Linked DNA regions of Mus musculus: region 1 is linked to region 2. Evidence: chromatin contacts called from ENCODE Hi-C or POLR2A ChIA-PET data. All regions are on one chromosome and are shown on one strand. Each heading gives the region's core, a stretch centred on a gene start or an enhancer-like site at or near the end of the contact. The rest is flanking DNA. Distances are from core to core; before and after follow the strand shown.

Region 1 (7,098 bases), core at 3,292-5,791, 53 kb after region 2:
ACAACGTGCCCATTCCTAGATGGTTAGATCTAGTTTCTTTGACAAGTATACTACAGGTGCAAAAGAAGGTCCCAGTTGGTGACCTAAGACTCCAAGGGCAAATTCCTCTTTTTCAGTTACATAGAGGGAAAAAGAACGAGTCAGGGCAGGAAGATGTGAACAACTTTGAGCAGAGAATCGATGCAAAAGCAAGAAAAATTTTATTGTTCCAGCATGCTGGTATTGCCCTGCACATAAAGGAGAGTGAGAGAACAGCCCATTTGGTGAGTTTTTATATAGTTTTCTGTGCAGCAGCCATTAGGCACAATGTGATTGGCAGAACAGTATGACTTTTAACCTGATTGGTCTTTAGGGAATGGGGTGGTAAGGACTTCCCTTGTCTGTAGGTGGCCAATGGTCAGTCTGTCCTGTGGAATTTGTCTACGTGCTCTGGGCCTCCCACACCCGGAGGTGGCTGATGGTTAGTCCCCACCACCACCTACCCCCTGGGGTCTGAGGAATGTAATTAGCCTCTCCCTTCCAGAGAGGAGGGGTGCCTCTGTGCTCTATGACCTTTCTCTTCTAGGAAGGGAGGGGTCTGGTGGAATTTTCCAAAGTTCCTGAGCTGACCTCTTCAGGGCCAGATGGCCAGAGTGAGAACTCCAGGTGTCCACAGTCAGAGGAAACATCTTGAGGCCTGGGTAATGCTGCACCAGGAGTCGTCCTGTCCTGCCACTCCAGCTCAGCCATTACAAACAGTATCAGTTCTACCCAGCAGGTCCCAGACCTCCTGGATGAAACATGGAGCAAAAGTCTGGTTTCAAGCTTGCAGTTTGAATACTCCTGAGAGGCAGTGTAATGGTGGATCAGGTCCACGCCAGAGAGTGGGTTCCGGAGTTCTGGAATGAGGGTCATGTGTGTCTTAGCTAACAAATGCCCCAGATGACTATGGGTTGTCCCTCTGCTTGGGGACACACTTTAACCAGCAGTGGATTTGGTTACCTCTGGGGTCTTTCACAGATTTCCTTGATGAGGACAAGTTCCTTGATCTAGTAGAGGGGAAGTGACCATTTTTTTTTTTTCAGTGAACCCTTACCTGTTTGTGTGGGATAAGAGAGGCAAGGTTGCCTACTCCCATTGGCCAGTCACAGGTATGCAAAGAAGACTTCAGCCTCAGGGAACCAAAACAACCAACACTGGACATGGGAACCCCAGTGAACTGTGCTATCTGCTTGTGTTTAATGTCTACTTACCTGGATCTTCACCACCTGGGCCCTGGCCTGTTCATCTCACCTCCCAACCAAACCAAACATGCTCCTTTGAGCTTGTACCCTCAAAATACTTGGTGTTCTCCCAAATCCCGTTTAGTCCAACAGCAAGAGTCCTGATAGGAACTCATGAAGGAGAGAGATAGACACCACAGAGCCCAGCTCCACTCTGGGAAATCACACTCCTTAACCTTGACTCTGAATCTCACTGGAACCCACTGTGTGGGGCTTTTATCTCCCAAAGGTGTCTTCTGCCTCCACTACCTTGTTAGCCACTTTAATAAATATTTTCTGCAAGGCAAATACAAGGGCAAAATCTCTTGCCTTTGTTCTAAGTGCCTGATACCTAACAAGTACCCATTAAATTAAAAGTAGAACTATAAGACATATATGAGACAATATATCCAGTCCAAAAGGTCTAAAAATTGACTTACTGCTTTATATAAACCACCAATATTCTACATTGCTGACTGGTAGAGGCCATTAATTATTCTGTAAACAACACACCACAATATTATTTTCCAGCAATATTAAATTATTCACAGATTGGTATTGGATGATTTCTAAAGGCACACCAAAGATGAAGCATAAGTAGTAACAATTCTTACTGCAGTTAGGAATTCTTACTGATTCCACTTTTTCCCTAATCTTCAAATTGAGTGAGAATCTTCTATTATATAGCAAATATAATGAGACTATTATTTGGTGATCAGGGGAGAAAATTTTTCCAGAAAGATAGACAATACCACAATAATTGTGCGCACAGTTGGTAGTCATTAAGGAAGTGTGACTTAAGAAAGAGTCCCTAGAGGGATTCGTATATCTCACCAAAGAGAGTGCTAATGAGGGACCTTGATACATAGAAGAACAGGAGTGCAGGAGAGATCTATTCTACACCCGCGTGACAGGCTTTTCTACTAGGGAGAAGTCATAGGGCCTCAGGCTTTGATGCTAATGGTGCTACTTAGAACCATTGGTCCTGAAGTGGATCAGCAGCAGCCCACACTAACAGGACTTGACCTCAGGATAGCACTGTGGAATGGCAACCTTCAGGTCCACAGTACCTGTCACTGGACCATCTGATGGACTCCAAGCAACGTTTTAGAAGCAAGGTGAATAAAAATAAAAGAAGATACAGTGCCGTCCCCTGTTCAGGTGAGAAGCCCAGGATCCTCCAGGAAAGGAAACATAATGGTGAACTCTTTAGTATTATAGAAAGAGAGAGGGTTAGTGGATAAAGGTGATGGATGACTCTCAAACATTTGGACAAAATGTGGAAACACTGCGACAGAAAGAACCAAGAAGCTGGATGACTGAGAGACCAAAACTCAGCAGCCACCCTCACTGGTGGCTGTGCGTGGACTCCCTATCAATAGCTCATCTCAATTATAGCAAGCAAAGAAAACAAAAGCTCATCTGAACCAGGCAGTGGTGGCCATGCCTTTAATCCCAGCACTCGGGAGGCAGAGGCAGGCAGGTTTCTGAGTTCGAGGCCAGCCTGGTCTACAAAGTGAGTTCCAGGACAGCTAGGGCTACACAGAGAAACCCTGTCTCGGGGGGGGGGGGGGGGGGGGGAAGAAGCTCATCTGCTCATCACGTATAATATGTATACACCAATCATTTCTACACGCGTGTGTCATGAGAATTGAATGAGAACATTCCAGGGCAGTAAATGCTATTCCTAGCCTGGTGCACATAAATAAATAAACAAATAAACAAACAAATAAATAAATAAATAAAGTCTTTCCTGAGGCGAAAGTAAACAGGTTTTTTTTTTTTTTTTTTTTTTTTGACCTGGTTAATTACAGATACTTGTCTATGTTCTGTTGTGAATGTCAGCATTCAGTAACTTACCTTAACAATATCGAGCCTGTTGTTGCTGATTGTTAGTATTTTGGCTCTATGAGTTGTTTTGTTGCTTTGTTTGTCTTAGAGAGCTATTTCATCAGGACCTGAGAAAGCTTAGCCCTCAGAAGTGCTTATAGTGAGACCACACAATGACATGCAACATCACTCAGACTCGTGAGTATTCTCCATCCCCCTTTGGTTAGGAGCTTCCACGGATGACATAAAAAGGAAATTTAGCATTGCAGATGATCCTGTGAAACAAGTATATCTGGCAGTGTGGCAATTGTTTGAGGTACTAGAAAGTGTTAGTTAGCCCCGCTTTACTCTGTTACAAACATCTCTTGTAAAGGTGAAGAAAATGAGCTGAAGAACAAAGTCAACATTCCATAGACTGAGGTAGTCAGGAAACATGGTCAGGGAAATGGGGGACTCAGTTAGATGCAACCCAGGACAGCTAAGACGGGGCCTGGCTCTGCATGTCTTTGATTTGACCATGTCACCACAAAGAAATTCCAAAGAGACAAGCCTCCTAGACCAAGCTGATGCAGATTTCAGGCATACAGTAAAGGGCCATCCACCAAGGGTCTCTCTCAGGGCTGTCTTTGCTGCAGCACCGAATGCCCTACAGAGCTAGTATGCTGCAGCTTCCCAAAGTCAGGGTGGACCGGAAGACCCTCCCGCCCCTTTCAGACACATATTCTGCCTGATACAAAACAACCACTCAGTCCACGATACCTGTGTTGTTTTCCAACTATCTTAAAGATTTTCAATCAGAAATTCTACAAGCAAGAAAAACACATGACATTCCCAACTACGGAAATGTATATCCATACCACCATACACAAGTGTTTATAGCTACTTTTTATTCATCGTGAATAATGAATCTGCTTTAAAGACAGGCTGTTGAGTTCGAGACCAGAATTTAGTTTCTCCTTGTCTGCAGCATTCCATGCTGGCATCAAGAGGGCCTCCTTTAATTAGGAAGGACACAAGTGGAAAAGAACGTAATTGGGCTGAGGTTTTAATGCCTGGCTTTGCCAGGCTCTCTTACTGCAGACCCGAGGCACTGGCCCAAGCATTCCACCAGGCTCCACCCAAACCCACCAGCTGGACGAGGAACCACGGGACGTTAGAATCAGAGTAACTTTGGCCAACAATCTGAGACACTTGGGAGAAAATTCATTCTAAATCTAACAGCTTCCTGCTCTCAGGAAGGCCTCTGGGCTTCCGGTGCCTCTGGTCCTCCTTCCCGGCTCTTCTGTGGAGGCTAGCTTCCTCCAAGCTGACCCCGAGGGAGCCGCCTTCTCGTAGGTGGAAAGCGAAGAGAAGAGAGCGGGTAAGCAGTGGAGACACATTGGCTGTACTCAGGACCTGTACCAGAGGTGGCAGGAGGACACCACCGAGCCCTGCTCCACCCATCGCAGCCTCGAGACCCTCTGCGCGGGGATGCTGACCCCTGCTGGCCACCTGAGAGATTGCAGCGTGGCCGACTCCCAAGGGGCGGCAAGTGTAAGGGTAAGGGTAAGGAGATGGGGATGGGAAAGGGGTTGCTGTGTAGTAAGCGTGGGTGGTAGAAGACTAGGGCCAGGATGTTGGGCACCATCAGAGGCCCCTCCACCACCCGGTGGCTGCCCAAGTGCTGTCCGCTCCTCTTGTTTCTAGGAAAAAGAGTGAGAGGAGCCGTAAGGGCTATGGAGCCCAAATCAGCATGCCTCTAGGACCTACCTGAGCCTCCAGAAGACCCCTCAACAGGAACCGTTGTCCGAACCAACCAACTCCAAACCTAAACCTCAGAGGCCTCCTCATGCAGACAGATTGCTGACCTATCTCTGGGGTAGTCAGCTGAAATACCCCAGAGATATTCACGGCCTAATCCCAGGAAGTTTCTTTAAATGGCAAAAGAAACCTAGAGTGTGTTACCCTCGATTATTTAGGTAGATTCTACATGTAATCAGGTATATCACCAAAGGGGAAGTGAGGTAAAGGAATATTTATTTCACTACAGAACAGAAGGCAAGCCATCTTGCAGGAGGACCTGAGGAGAGAAGGAGAGAGTCAGGAGAGAACAGATTCCCTCTACAGTGCCCAGAGTCTCCCCTGACTGATTTGGACCCAATGAAATTCCAAACTCTGGTGTCAAGAACTTTAAAAGAATAAATGTGTGCTGTTTTGAGGTATTGAGTTTGTAGCTTTTTTAAAAAAGCAGCAGCACTGAGGTAATGTGTTGCTTCCCACTCAGTAGTGAGTTCTTAGAATTAAGTGGCTAATGAACAAGACAAACCCCATTTCCATCCCCAGGGAGTTTTATCTGCCATCTCCTGAGCTTTAAAATATTGCTGGCAAATTCTTAGATAGGGTAGCAGAGAAGACAAGGAACACATCAAAAAGACTAGCCCGTAGACATGCAACAAACAAACAAACAACAGCAACGAAGAACAGATTTCACACCTGCTGGGCAGCTACAGTCAAAGTGACAGGGGCAAGCAGTTTCTTGTTTGTTTGTTGTTGTTTGTTTATTTTGCTTTTTTGATGACTTGGAGAAGCCCAGTCCGCACACACTGTTGGAGGGACTCTATGGCATACCCAACCTGGAAAGTAGCTTGGCAATTTCTTTTAAAACTGAGCATACATAACCGGATCACTCGGCACTGTGTTCCCAGGAGTAGCTGCCAGGGATTGAAGCCATTAGAAGGTTCATTCGATCTAAACTCCACTGCGGGTGCTCGCACAGCGCACTCCTCGATACCTGCCTGTACTGGCTAGTTTTGTGTCAACTTGACACACCTGGAGTTATCACCGAGAAAGGAGCTTCAGTTGAGGAAATGCCTCCATGAGATCCAACTGTAAGGCATTTTCTCAATTAGTGATCAAGGGGGAAAGGCCCCTTGTGGGTGGGACCATCTCTGGGCTGGTAGTCTTGGTTCTATAAGAGAGCAGGCTGAGCAAGCCAGGGGAAGCAAGCCAGTAAGTAACATCCCTCCATGGCCTCTGCATCATCTCCTGCTTTCTGACCTGCTTGAGTTCCAGTCCTGACTTCCTTGGTGATGAACAGCAGTATGGAAGTGTAAGCTGAATAAACCCTTTCCTCCCCAATTTGCTTCTTGGTCATGATGTTTGTGCAGGAATAGAAACCCTGACTAAGACACTGCCCAAATGTTTTAGATTCACGAATGAAAGACACACACACACACACACACACACAGCCTCATTTTTAATATGCCCTAAGCAGCCAGGAGCTGGGTCACTACCCAGATGCTTACATGGCTGTACACTTCGTCTCCTGCAGCTCTTAGGCATGACTTTCCTGCTTCCCCATGGTTCCCTTGCCGGGAAAATCTAAGGTTCCCCCCTCTGTCTCCCTGTCCAGCCACTGGCCACTGGCAACTTTATTTACCAATTACAGCCAACTGTGGGCAAGGACCCTCAGAGTCTTACAGACAGACGTACAGGTTCCCATGTGATTTGGGAAACTGAATTAACACAAATAGCATTAGATCCAGTCCACAACAAGGATTCAACTGAGATAACTAAATACATGTATGTAAAACCACCTACACGAATATACATGCTTTGTACATAATAGCTACAGCCCAGAACCCATGGTCAACAGTGCATGGAAATGCAATGTATGTGAGTAGATTATTATCCACAAACCAAAAGGAACAGATCTCATACAGAATGCATAGACCACACTGGCTGAAAGACGCTGTACACAGAGGACTGAGTGTCACTTGATTCCACTTATCATAACCTGTTAAGATGCAAACCTAGCCAGGCTTGGTGGCACACACCCGGTATCAGGAAGCAGAGGCAGGGGCATTGTGATTTCAAGGCCAGCCAGCTCTGTATGAAAATGGTGTTACAGAATAGGCAAATCCACAGAGACAGAAAGATGGCCCATTGCCTGAGACCAGAGATGAGCCTAGGATTGGGGACCAGCCACAAGGGACAGAGGGTCAGTCTGAGGTGATGACTTTTAAAACCAGATTGTGTGGTGATTACA
Region 2 (7,523 bases), core at 2,418-4,917:
GAGAAACAAGGAGACGCTCACTGATTCAGCAGTGCATGGATGAGGAAGCCACAGGGCTCAAATGTACAAGCTACTTAGTAATGAGAGAGAGAGAGAGACTATGTCTGTATGTCTGTGTGTCTGTGTGCATATGTATGCGTGTGTATGTGTATGTGTGTCTGTGTCTGTATATGTCTGTGTGCACACGAGCATGCATGTATGTCTGGGTCTGTGTGTGTCTGTGTGTGCATATGTGTGTCCTTGTGTGTGCGCACACAGGAATGCTTGAGTGTACTGTATATGCACATGTGTATACTGATGCATGAACCAGTATGCGCACTCAGCAAGGTCAGAGAAGGACATTAGGTGTCCTTATTCTTTGAAGACAGGATCTCTCACTCAACTTGAAGCTAAGTTAGTAACCAGCAAGCCTCAGGGGTGGTCCTATCTCCATCCTGTACAATGCTTAGGTAGGCTCCTGTGGCCACGCCAGGCTTATTATTATTTATTATTATTATTATCATTATTATCACTGGTACTAAAATGTGAACTCAGTTCTTCATGCTTGTCCAGTAAGCAATCTTACCCTCCTTTCATCCATTATAACATCTTAATGCAAATTTTTACTTGTTTTCTTTCCATTTCTGATTTTTGTTTATGAGGTTAACACACACATACACTTAGAGCGTTATTGTATGACTCCTTCTCACACAAAACTTCCACAAAGGGGTGTCTGGCTTATTTTGAAAACTTGAGTCTGTAAAGCTACAAAAACAGCTCCCTGGGCGGTAAAACAGCTCTTGCTGCATGAGATGGAATAAGCCCTTTTACAAATAAACCCAAACCAACAAATAGATTGAAAAATGAAACACACACACACACACACACTCCAAAAGCCTAAGACCTCTCAAGCCGCTGCCACAATGCTTCCTCCACTCGTGGAGGCCAAGCAACCAAGAGTTCACAAATTTCCTCACCAAAGATAAAAACACTTTGCTCTCAGCAAACCTAGCTATAGTTAATAACACACACAGTATCAGGCACAGATCTGAATACGTACATGCCAGGAAAGAGATTTTTATTATTTCAGTGGAGAACACTCCACCTTATGCTCTATTCAGGGACAAAAGCAAAGTTATGCAAGTGGAAAATACACTGGAAACAGTATCGGGCTCTCCTACAAAAACATTCCTGCCTTGTCATTTTGATCATTTGAGGCAAATGCTTAGGGGCTGGAACGTGAAGAATCAGACTCATCACTCATCCTGAGAGTAACCTGTCCCAAGTGTGTTTGACTTTAGTTCCTTTCCTGGAGGCCAAGCTGTTCTAGGATAGATGGGAGCAGGGGTGGAGTGGGGGTGGGAGTTTGTGCTGCCAACCTCAAGTCTCCTGGTAAATGTGCAACAGAAAGCATGGTTAAGAGCTCACTCCTGCTATTACTGACTGAAAGATGATCAAGTACCCCAATAGAGTATTCTACTATATCCATGCATGTGCACATGTACACACACTCACTCACACATCCATTGTGTTTTGTTTTGTTTTGTTTTGTTTTGTTTTTGGTGTTTTGTTTTGTTTTGCTAAAATCTGGCCTCTGAACAGGGAAATTATGCTAAGATTGGAGAGTCTTCAATTCTTTCACAACAAACAAAACCACAACCAAAATAGAATTACTTGCATATAGGGGCAGAGTGAAAGACAGGATAGGTGGATGCTTGTGTGTGCTATCATGAACCCACTTAGGGAAGCGCCTTATCACCAAGTTAACCGATGGCTGCAAAATACACTTTTTAAAAAATCTAGCCCCTTAGCAGATTGAGAATTTTTTTTCTTTCATCCTTGATTGGCTTAGACTTGGACCCAGCTCCTCAGCCTCTCTGTCAAACAAAAGGGAACAACAGAACTCACTGAGAGAACCGTTCACTTGGGTCCTAAGGATCTGAACCACAGAAAGCAGATGACAGTCGGAAGTCTTTCTTGTTAGTTGTGTTTGTAAATTGTTTGAAATATCATGGGTTTTGAGAATCCCCACCTCCAAAGCTGCCCTTGTCTTTGAAATAGGTTGATCTTTGCCATGAATGATCTGTCTCTCCTTCCTGGAAAATCCACCATAGCTGATGGTAGCACCAGGGTTTTGAGTTCACAGTCAGCATTTCTCTGTGGAACTGATTATAGTAAATACAACTAGTTCTGCGTTTGGGTTATACCCTCAGACTGAAGCTATTTGTGGTAAGATTATCAGGATGGTCGTTTTCAAAGCCGTTGAGAAAGCACACAGTCAAAGAAGATCCTACCTGGACCGGTCAAGTTTCTACAAGTGAATACAAATGAGCTAGCCCTACCCAAAGCCTTGCTTTCCTCACACTTTGCCCCACAACTATCTTCCAGACCCACAGTCTTGAAAGGAACTGAACGCTGTGGCCTCATGTATGTTCTACCTTCTATTTCAAAATAGCTCAGGGTGAGACCTGAGCAAGTCCCTACCTCGAAGGCATTTTTAGGGTCAGATGAGCCTGTAGAGGGGCTTTGAGAAAGGTGAGCATTTACTATCTTGGTAAACCAAAAGTAACAATGCCCTAAAGATATCACGCCCCAACCCTCAGAGCCTGTGAGTGTGTCAGGTTACCTGGCAAAGAGAACAGCTGTGTGCACAAGGAAGGTTGCTGATTTGAAAATGAAAAGGCCACTTTGGATTGTTTAGGCAATCAGGAGAGCCTTAAAAGAAGGAGACAGGAGGGTGGGTGACAAAAATGAAGTGAACTGTGGAAGAGTCAACCAGCTGTGACTGGCTTGGAAACTGGGGTCACAAGCGAAGGAATGTGGCACCTTTAGAATCTAAACCTGTAAGAAAGCAAGCTCTCCCGAGGCACTCCAGGAGGGGAGGTGGCAGCCACCTAAGTGATTTTCACCCAGACACTTGGGACCATCGGTCTCCAGAACTATCACAAATGGCTACCCAGTCTGTTCATGGCTATCAGAAACGAATACAATTATTAAAATGACTGACGTACAAGGATCAAAGCAAGGATTTATGTGTATACTGTAACATAGAACAAGCACTTCCCTAATATCTGATAAGAAAAAAAAAAAAATGGGCCAGACAACAGCAAATCATCTAGCCGGAGGGCACAGCTCCTGCTTCCAGGATCCCAGGTGGTGCTCACAGCCACGGTACCTCACTATTACTAAGATGAGGTCCTTTGCATCCTCGTCGCCTCCACAAAAGCAGCACCCACTTTGTCTCTCTGGGTGACTTCTACCTTCTCTTCCAACCTGCTTTCGAGGTCATTCTCCTGGTGATGAGGCCTGAAGCTCACCAAGAGGGCTGTGCTGTCTGTCTCCAGCCAGGGAATGTCTCTAGACTCTTCTCAAGCTCCGAGGTTCCAGATCACGAATAGCAGAGAGGAAACGAATAGCAGAGAAGAAACGAACAACTTCGCCTTTACCCTTCCCTGCTGGAAGAGCATCTGTACTCCACATAGCAGTCAGTGGGCCTCTAGGGAGAGAGGCAGGGAAAGGCCAGGTTTGAAAATTGTTTTTCTCTGGCTAATGCATTAAAATTTTATTTCTGTCTTGACCCAAAGTCTGTTCAAGATGAAAAGCCTGAGGGATTTCCAATGCTGAGTCAAAGCCAAACTGATTTCTGACCATGTTTCCAGGTCCCAGCTCTGTTCTTCTGCCAACAGCCTGATCCTGGCATGAAAACCCTGCCATGCAGAGTCCCCTTTCCTGCAGTTTCTTGCTCTCTGAATGCCCAGTCAGGCTTGCAGGATCATTTCTGAGCAATTCTGACGCACACTCTGGAACACTTCCTTTCGAAAATCGGCAGGTTTTTAAACTAAGGAGGGCACATTTCAGGACACTGAACTATGTAATTGTCTGGGGTGAGTTTGGAGATGCAATAGGTTTGGGCAACAAAAATGGAAGTAGAGAAAAAAATCCAACATGTAAGATTAAACACTAATTTGGTAGGATAATTTCATGCAGATCCATTGCAGGTGGCACAGAGGCATTGGCCCTCAGAGGATGGAGTCTGAAAGACTGAGACTCTAGGCTTGACATAGGCTTCTGAAAACCAAAGGCCCAGCTCCAGTGACACACTTCCACCAACTTATACCCCCTACACCTTTTGTGCTCAGGCACCAAGGTCCTGATACCCACAAAGCACCAGGAATGTTAAATGTATTGGGGCTTCTCCTCAAAGGAGGAGGGGGATACCTTCTGCCCAGAACGCTGGGAGCAGTCATTGTTAAGACCTGGTGACCTTTCTGCTAACTGTGGAGGCAGACCTCACCCAGAATGTTTATCCTAGACTCTCCCTCCCTTGACCTTCATCTTTAGCTCCTAGTTAATAGACTCCATCTTTAAGGGAGATGTCACATCTCCTGCTGACCTCTGTTGGCATAATGTTCTTGTACACTGTGTAAAGATTATCTTCTTGTGTTATCCAAAACTTGTCCCTCATATCTTGTTTCAATCCAGAAACAGCATTGTAACGCTTATGTAAAGAGTCTCCTGTCTCAAGTTTGTGTAAGCAATGCTTACCTTTTGTTCTCTGCCTTGTCAATTAAAATGGCTTAGTAGAAGAGAGAATAGGGTGGAACTTCCACTAGGTGGGAGATGGGGAGAGAGAGAAGAGTAAGGCAGATTCAGCCATGAGGAGGGCAAGAGAAGAAATTATGGGAAAATTCATCTGAAGCCCAGAGAGCCAGACCAATACTAAAATACAAGTATCTTGGGGATTTGGGCTGGGAGGTAGCCAGATTAGCTTGAAGGATTAAAATAGATTGATGACTGCCAAGGTATTGCAGTAAAGCTTGATTAAATAAATCTTGGTTTCTTGGTGCTGTTATTGGGGAGCTAGCTAGGATAAAGAAAAACAGCTATTGTATTGATCTATTCATATATTTATATTAATTATTGCAAAGCTCTATGCTGTCTCAGTCAGAAACCACACTAGATTCTAGGCCTTTAAGCTGCAGAACCCACCCTGATGGTCATATGTACTTTGCAATAGAGTTTCTATGTAGTCATACCCTAAGTTTTATTGTGCACCTGTAATTGGAATGGTTGTTACCCTACAAACCTTCCCCCAAATTGCACAGTCTTTAGATGTGCTGGTAATGAACTGCCTGGCCTCAGACTCCCCAAGTTTGATCCAGGTTGATAAAGTCAATCTGAACCAAGTTTTCATTCTTGTTTGAGGTACATTTTCCTGTCTTGACACTTGCAGAGTCCCCCTCACTTTCAAATAGTGCCACTCCCTGGTGATAGAACTTTCAGCTCCTCCTGCACCATGCCTGCCTGGATGCTGCTATGTTCCCACCTTGATGATAATGGGGTGAACCTCTGAACCTGTAAGCCAGCCCCAATTAAATGTTGTCCTTATAAGAGTTTCCTTGGAAGCCGGGCGGTGGTGACACATGCCTTTAATCCCAGCACTTGGGAGGCAGAGGCAGGCAGATTTCTGAGTTTGAAGCCAGCCTGGTCTACAGAGTGAGTTCCAGGACAGCCAGAGCTACATAGAGAAAACCTGTCTCAAAAAAAACAAAACAAACAAATAAACAAAAAAACCAATCAAAAAAAAAAAAAAAGTTCCCTTGGTCATGGTCATGGTGTTTGTTCACAGCAGTAAAACCCTAAGACAAAAGTTGGTACCAGGAATGGGGTATTGCTGTGATAGGTCTGACCATGTTTGGGAGAATGAGCCCTGATTAAATGTTGTCATTGCCTTGGTCATGGTGTCTGTGCAGAGCAGTAAAACCTTAACTAAGACAGGGACATTATCACTCAAATCACCACAAGGACCAAAAGTAATCCTCTGAATTCTGCATGGGTACTCAACACTAAATAAGGAGAGAGAGAGAGAGAGAGAGAGAGAGAGAGAGAGAGAGAGAGAGAGAGAGAGAGAGAGAGAGAGAAGAGAGATGTAATTTTAAAAATAATGTGGAGAGAAACAGAAGAGGATCCCTAATGTTGACTTGCCCTCCCCTGAGGTACACACAGGTTAGTATGCTCCACTCCCACACATGTGTACATTCATCATACACACAACTTAGAGAGAGAGAGATTGAGAGAGAGAGAGAGAGAGAGAGAGAGAGAGAGAGAGAGAGAGAGGCTCTTGGTAAACCATGGCTACTTTATTGATTTTAAATTATTTAGATTATTTTAAATCTGTTCTGTTAGATGACTTTTAGTTGGAAGAATGGGATTTGAGTTCTATCGCTGGCCTTGGATAGAGATACCACTTCCTGAACTGCCAGGAAGGTTATGAGGCTAAAACAGGAGCTTCTGGTAAAGAAAAAAGATGAACCATTGTGCCCTCCTTAAGATGTCATCCAAATGTGCCTGTCGACCATCTGGATGGAAAAACACCTCTCAGCAAGCTTCTTATTCCAGAGACTTTAGAAATAATACCACACCCTCCGATCATTGACCACTCTCATCCTTGAGAGTACCTTGTGTTATAATAAACTTTGTCTTCTACACCAAATTCTGTGTTTCATCTGAACTCAGTCAGAGATTACAAGCACTAAGAATCCAAGGGAAGCTAGAGTGAAATCCAACAACATGAAACATTTTCAATTTAAATTCCATAAATGTAAATGAAATTAAAATGCCAACTCCTCACGTTTCAAGTTCAACGTCCCCTGTGGCTGCTAATGTGGTTCCACCTTTGCACAAAGATCTATTGGATGGTTCTGCCTCCCACCCCCAACTGCCTTGAGAAGTATTTATAGGACCACTGGAGAATGAAACCCTTGAAGAAGGTCAGAGTTTGACTAAGCTTATTTCATTACTGTTACAAAATACATGACAAAATCAACTTAAGGGAGAAAGGAAAGATTTAATTTGGCTCACAATTTAACTCTACCATTGCAGGAAGGACATGGTGGCTGAGACAGACTGAGTTTGTGATGGAAGGAACTAGCATCATTGCTTCTTGGGCCTCTGAGTATCAGGAAGCAGAAAGAATAAATTCTAGGTATAACAATATAACCCTCAGGTCTACTCTACAGTTCTACCTATTCCAGCCATGTTCCATGTCCCAACACCTTCCCAAAGCAATGTCACAAGCTAGGGACTGTCTTAGTCAGAGTTTCTATTCCTGCACAAACATCATGAGCAAGAAACAAGTTGGGAAGGAAAGGGTTTATTCGGCTTACACTTCCATACTGCTGTTCATCACCAAGGAAGCCAGGACTGGAACTCAAGCAGGTCAGGAAGCAGGAGCTGATGCAGAGGCCATGGAGGGATGTTCTTTACTGGCTTGCCTCACCTGGCTTGCTCAGCCTGCTCTCTTATAGAACCCAAGACTACCAGCCCAGAGATGGTCCCACCCACAAGGGGCCTTTCCCCCTTGATCACTAAATGAGAAAATGCCTTACAGTTGGATCTCATGGAGGCATTTCCTCAACTGAAGCTCCTTTCTCTGTGATAACTCCAGCTGTGTCAAGTTGACACAAAACTAGCCAGTACAATTGACCCCTTGTCAACTTGACACACAAAAACATCACTAATAAGCCTCAACCCTTACAATCTTA

What was found. A loop is a pair of places that touch in the nucleus more often than their neighbours do. ChIA-PET counts read pairs that join two places held with the same protein, here RNA polymerase II (POLR2A).
Region 1: a map of left cerebral cortex shows a loop between it and region 2 (4-fold over the local background). The contact joins two enhancer-like sites. A Hi-C loop is called at or near these places in 1 of 37 maps with a recorded cell type or tissue (left cerebral cortex). POLR2A ChIA-PET finds 5 or more read pairs at or near these places in 4 of 5 experiments (Patski and embryonic stem cell).

The regions. Positions count from the first base shown.
Region 1 is chr11:22,613,221-22,620,318 of GRCm38, forward strand. Gm12052 (predicted gene 12052) reads left to right here. Exons shown (of 5, transcript NR_166746.1): 2 at 117-263; 3 at 3,181-3,269; 4 at 4,137-4,610; 5 at 5,101-5,272. Among named protein-coding and RNA genes, the nearest start is that of Gm12052, 5.1 kb to the left of the region's middle. Within about 2 kb of position 4,542, at least 3 of the 3 ENCODE cell types and tissues checked have a DNase peak (open chromatin) inside an H3K27ac peak, as active enhancers do.
Region 2 is chr11:22,561,200-22,568,722 of GRCm38, forward strand. The region is part of intron 1 of Gm51939 (a long non-coding RNA gene); the gene reads right to left. Among named protein-coding and RNA genes, the nearest start is that of Gm51939, 19 kb to the right of the region's middle. Within about 2 kb of position 3,668, at least 1 of the 3 ENCODE cell types and tissues checked has a DNase peak (open chromatin) inside an H3K27ac peak, as active enhancers do.